Regions from separate parts of the Homo sapiens genome. Here region 2 is linked to region 1. The links are chromatin contacts, found by Hi-C or POLR2A ChIA-PET in ENCODE. All regions are on one chromosome and are shown on one strand. Each heading gives the region's core, a stretch centred on a gene start or an enhancer-like site at or near the end of the contact. The rest is flanking DNA. Distances are from core to core; before and after follow the strand shown.

Evidence for each region. Hi-C counts contacts between places; a loop is a spot of excess contacts on that map. ChIA-PET counts read pairs that join two places held with the same protein, here RNA polymerase II (POLR2A). Pooled maps may share reads with other maps.
Region 2: a loop to region 1 is called in a map of posterior vena cava, with 19 times the contacts of the local background. The contact joins two enhancer-like sites. A Hi-C loop is called at or near these places in 6 of 168 maps with a recorded cell type or tissue (CD14-positive monocyte, IMR-90, K562 and 3 more) and 3 of 50 pooled maps. POLR2A ChIA-PET finds 5 or more read pairs at or near these places in 3 of 52 experiments (AG04449, AG04450 and activated CD4-positive, alpha-beta T cell).

Annotation. Positions count from the first base shown.
Region 1 is chr9:98,332,783-98,335,482 of GRCh38, forward strand. The region is part of intron 13 of GABBR2 (gamma-aminobutyric acid type B receptor subunit 2); the gene reads right to left. Among named protein-coding and RNA genes, the nearest start is that of TBC1D2, 78 kb to the left of the region's middle. RefSeq lists an enhancer at 1-36. Within about 2 kb of position 1,294, at least 2 of the 41 ENCODE cell types and tissues checked have a DNase peak (open chromatin) inside an H3K27ac peak, as active enhancers do; they include endothelial cell of umbilical vein, where a contact is called at or near this core.
Region 2 is chr9:98,373,283-98,376,200 of GRCh38, forward strand. The region is part of intron 11 of GABBR2 (gamma-aminobutyric acid type B receptor subunit 2); the gene reads right to left. Among named protein-coding and RNA genes, the nearest start is that of TBC1D2, 120 kb to the left of the region's middle. RefSeq lists a silencer at 1,825-2,119 and an enhancer at 2,126-2,185. Within about 2 kb of position 1,534, at least 6 of the 41 ENCODE cell types and tissues checked have a DNase peak (open chromatin) inside an H3K27ac peak, as active enhancers do; they include endothelial cell of umbilical vein, where a contact is called at or near this core.

The DNA of each region.
Region 1 (2,700 bases), core at 44-2,543:
AAATCCTCCACGCCCATTGGCGGAAATCATGCAGGCCCTGAGTACCTTTCTCACTTTAATTCTTCGAGTCTTCTGTGTCTGAATCGTGGAAGAAAATGACTTCTTGGGTAAAATATTAAAACGCCACATGTGGATGTTCATAGTCTCGCTCTGGCAGCCCTGGTAATAATGGCTCAGAGAGGCCTCTGCAGCCTGGGTCTGGGAGTCAGATTTGATTCCTCTGAGATTCCTGAGCCAGGAACACGCTGGGCTGGGCTCAGGGGTCCCAGTGGCAACGAGTCAGACACAAGAAGATGGCAATGTGAAGGGCTGGCTTCCGTGGGCTCTGCAAGGGTTCAGGGCAGAGCAGCCAAAGGCCGGGTAATAAATGATGCTCTGTATGAGGGCTAACCTTCATCAAGTGCTCTCCAGGTGCTGGGTGTGGGCAAATCTTACAGGCATCCCTTCTAGTCCTCCCCAAAGCTCAGTAAAGTGGGCACTTCTCCTATCTAGGCCCATTTTAAGGCTGAAGCCCTCAGAAATGATACTCATTTTCTAGAGCTGTTGTAACAAACTACCATAAATTGGGCGGCTTAAAACAATAGACAATTAATCCTTGCACAGTTCTGGAGGCCAGAAGTCCAAAGTCAAGATGTCCGTTGGGCTGTGCTCCTTCTGAAGGCTCAAGAGAAGAATCCTGCCATGTCTTCTCCAGCTCCCGGTGGCCCCAGGCATTCCATGCTGTGGCTGCATCATTCTGCCTCCATCTCCGCATGGCCTTCTCCCCTGTGTCTGTGTCCCTCTATGTGTATTTTTTATAAGGACACCTGTCATCGAGTTTAGGGCCCATCCGGGTAATCCAAAATGATTTCTTCTGAAGACCCTTAACATAATGACATCTGCAAAGACCCCTTTAGCAAATAAGGCCACATTTCACAGGTCCAGGGGTAAGGATGCATATATCGTTTAGGGGGAATGACAATTCAGCCCAGTACACTAACCTAACTTCACACAGTAAGTGGCTGAACTGGGATTTGGAGTTAAGCCTAGCTCCAGAGTCTACTTGCTTAACCACTAAGGGCTACATGTTGTATATTTACCAGCTGTGTGACCATGGGCATGTTATTTAACCCCTCTGTGCCTCAGTTTCCTCATCTGTAGACTGGGGATAATAATGGTAATTCCCACATGGGGTTGTTGTGAAGACTGAATGAGTTGATAAAGCAAAGAACTTGGAACAGTGCTTACCACATAGCATGCACTCAAGAAAAGCTGTTGCTATGATTATTTTTGCTATTGTTACTCCTAAGACAATGCAGCTTTGTTGAAATCCTAGAAGAAGGCTGAGTAGATCTAGTACTAAGGATGAAGCGGGACTGGAAGGTGAAGCTCTCAGATCTAAACTTGCTGGATTTGAATATCTGTTCACTCTCATGAACCATCAACCAGATAATCACAGATGTGAAAGAGATTTAAGCATTTGTAAGAGAACATTATGCACAATTGGAAGCTAATAATTTTGAAAGCATCAATGAAGAAAAAGAAAACAAAGGGACGGATGCAAAAAGAAGCAGGAAGTGTGAATGGATCAATCCCAGTGGAAGGGATACTGACTCATCCAATACCACAAGGCTTGGGCTGGGTTCCAGTTCTCATGCGTAGCAAGCAAGGTTATCTCAGGCCAGTCAGGTCACCTACTCAGCTTTAGTTTCCTCTGATGAATCTCTAAAATGGGGATGTCAAGGTGCTTTGTGAACTTTGCCATGCTGTTGAAATGTGAGACACTGTTGTCATTATTATAGTACGTGTTTGCTTACTATTGGGTGCTTGCATGTGAGTAGGGTAAGCCTGGAGTTGGGGTACCAGTCCAGAGAAGGGCAAGAGTATGGGTGGGTGGGCTGGGAAGTGAGATTTGGGCAGGACCAGCAATGATCGTGTTTCTTCTGGCTGCTGTCCCCTAAGGGGTGGTTCACAGGTTGTCTCAGCCTCCTCTGACATGAACAGAGCATCTTTGGGGCATGTTAAATGTTTCATCCTTTGTCAAGGACAAAACAACTCAGTATTTGAAGCTTAATCCACTATCGCTTTAGGGAGAAACTTCAAGCTAAACAAGGGCAGAAAAGAATGAACATCCCACCACAGGGCTGGCGGTTCCTTTCCGAGCCACCATGAGTGCTGAGGTGCCTGGACACTGTGGTTCCCTTGTCCTTTTTTCTTCCCTGTTGGTTTCTGTGGTCAGTGGTTTCCTTGTGATTGTAGAGCACTTAGAAACAAACCTGCCTAAAGTTCTGGTGTGGAACTTGCTCACCCTCTGTCTTCCCATTGCAATGAACAATGCTGCAGAAATAGAAACCTCATAGAAACCTCCCTTTTTTCCTCTTCCTTGCTCTCTCTCTTCCACTGGAGAAACAATTGTTCAAATGCTAACACAAAGATTTTCAGAAAAATATGAGACCAGAGGGCCTGCGTAGCTCTTTGGGGTCTGCACACATGAACTCCCCAGGTGGGCCTCTCTCTGAGTCTGTAATTCTTTTGTCATCATCATCATCTCTGGCTGGCAGGGACCAACTGGACTTCAGATTTTCTGGATTCAGCCTTTTCTTCTTTTACTTTCTAGTCGTAAAAATTTATTGTCCTGAGTCTATTTATCACCCTGGTATCCAAGGTACAGTCTTGGGCCCTTCCTAGAGATTCGTGAGAGTCTGGACCAGAGAATCTCAA
Region 2 (2,918 bases), core at 284-2,783, 41 kb after region 1:
ATACAACAATAAAAAGAAATAACAACAACAATAACAGACACCAGGGTGATTTTTTGGAGGTATCAGTTAAGTGAGGAACTCCCTTAACAGGTGAAGAAACTGAGGCCCAGCGCATTCAAGATAGTTCCCTTAACCATGCCACACAGCTCCAGAGCTAAGCCTGGAACTCGATGCTTTGACCCGGTCCAGGCCTCTCTCCCCGACATCCTGCTGCTGCCTCCTCCTCAGATGGAGTCTCCTCAACTCAAATCAGGTTCATCTACACCTAGGAGCCGGATGTCAAAGGACCAGGACACACCCAGAGGGGGTAGCTGACCAACCTGTAACACCCTCCAGGGACCTCAGCACACTTGTAAAGCTAATTTAGTGACATGACTGTTAAGACCAATGGTCTACAGCATTTTTGATAACATTCTCTTGAACATGTTTAATTTTACAAATGACCATATACAGACCATGGGCATTTTAAAAAGGACAAAGATGAAGTAATATCATCATTTTTACCTCATCCTGTGGCTGACAAAGATCTATTTTGAGGAGATGTGTCACTCCAGTGTGCAAAGCATTCCTTTTTTTTTTTTTTTTTTTTTTTTGAGATGAGATCTTGCTCTGTCCCTCAGGCTGGAGTACAGTGGTACAATCACAGCTCATTTCAGCCTCCATCTCCAGAGCTCAAACAATCCTCCCACCTCAGTCTCCTGAGTATCTGGGACTGCAGGCATGCACCACCATGCCCAGCTAATTTTTTTGATTTTTAGTAGAGACGAAATCTTGCTATATTGCCCAGGCTGGTCTTGAACCCCTGAACTCAAGTGATCCTCCTGCCTCGGCCTCTCAAAATGTTGGGAGTACAGGCAAGAGCCACTGCACCTGGCCTTGGTGTGCAAGCATTCTTAATATTTGCTTTGACTTAGGTTTTCTTTGAAACAATCATTTCCAGGCCACTTGTCTATTTTGTGAGGGCTAAATTCACTCAATCATATAATTAGTCAAGTTAGTTAAAATTCAATAATATAAATTTAATCTGGCATCTGGAAACTGCAATATGTTGCCATAAACTAAAAGCGAAGAATAGCTGAGGATGCCTGGGCAGAAAAGAGTTAACATAGCAGGCCTGAGACTGTTATCTTTAGAAAGGTCTGATTTGAAGGTTGGTCCTTGGCTGGTATCTGAGAGCTTGGATTCTGGACAGTTCCCACCATCCCCTCAATGATAAGAGCAGCTCACTGTGCCTGAACTGGTTGTGCAAACAACGTGGTTTATGCTGAACACTGCCTTCCTTCTGGGAGTCTGGAATTTTGTTACATAGTAGGCAGACGGTGTCGACATATCCATCCTCCGACTAAAAACCCTGGGCGTGTCATCTCTAATGTGCTTCCCTAGGCAGCATTTCACACATGTGGTCGCTACTCATTGCTGGGGGACTTAAGCGTGTCCTGTGCTCCTCCGCTGTGATAGGGCTATCAGAAGCTGCCACCTGGTTTCCCCTGGACTTTGCCTCCCCACGTGCCTTTTCCTTTGCTGATATTGCTGTGTATTCTTTCAGTGTAATAAGTCATAGCTGCGAGTATGACTGTGTGCTGAGCCCTGAGAGTCCTAGTGAATCATTGAACTTGGGGGTTGTCTTGGAGACTCTCAATGCTGCATCCCATTGCTGTCTGGTGTAGAGAACTGACCAACCACCTTGTCTCTGGGAGCATTCCTGCATACAATCACCAGACACCTACTGCCAGGGCTCCACAGTGAGTCCCCATATTAAGTGTTACTCCAGCTTAAGTTTCTGGGATTTAAACCCATCGCTGCCCCACAGAGCCCTCAGGTTAAACTCCAAATTCTTAGCAGGCAGGGTGCAGCCCCCTCTACCTTACCTCTTCTGATATTTCTCAAACCATCCTGCCCTGCTCAGTCTTTCCCCTCACATCACACTGGCTCATGCTGCCGGGTCTGACACGCGCTGTTTCCTCCACCCAAAATGCCATTCCTTGTTCTTCACAACTTCTCATGCATCCTCTGAAATCCAAACTTGTGAGCCACTTCCTCTGAGAAGCCCACTGAGACCTTGCAGGGAGGTCATGACTACTTCCTCCTCATGACTTCTGCCTTCAAGCATGTTTCTGCTCTGCTGGTCACACAGAGATGACATCTATCTGATTACCTGTCTGCCTCTCCCACTAGATGAAGCTACTGGGAGGCAGGGCCTGCTTTGCCCACCTTTAAATCTCTGGAGCCAAGAGGAGACAATCAGACTGGATGGGCCAGTTTAGGAGGTCATGAACTCTTTGTCACCACAGATGTGCAAGTTGAGCCTGAGCAAGCAAATTAAAGGAAGACCACAGAGAGAACTGGAGCATTTGATAGCAAAAGAGGCTGAGTTCATGGCCTCAGCTGCCCCTTCCACATGCTGTCTGACAGGTAGTGAGCTCCCCATCACTCCACATATTCAAGCAAAGCTTGGAAGACTCCCCCCCTTCTCCCCCTCCATCAGAATGCTCCAGGGGCATTTCCTGCACTGAGGGAGGTTTCATTTAATGACATCCCAGGTGCCTCCCTTCTATGTGGCTCTATGATGCCAAGTAAACGAGAAGGTTTCATCTGAAGGGTTCTAATGATTCTGTTTTCCAATATGTTACCACCAATACAAGTCTCTACTGGTTCGTCAACACCAAATAGCTACTTCACTTTTTCTCCTAAAGTCTTACGTGTGTTTATTTTTCTGATTTAACATCTTTCTTTTTCTCCCCTTAGCCATCAGGTACTCAGCCCCCTCTGCGAACTGCCTTGAACATAATCCATCCATGGGGGAAGACAAACTTTAGGCAGGTAGTGCCCATCTCAGTCCCAGCTATGAAAAAGGAAAAAGAAATGAGAGCAAGTCTCCAAATGGAAGGAAAAATCTATGCCCAGAACAATTCTGCTCA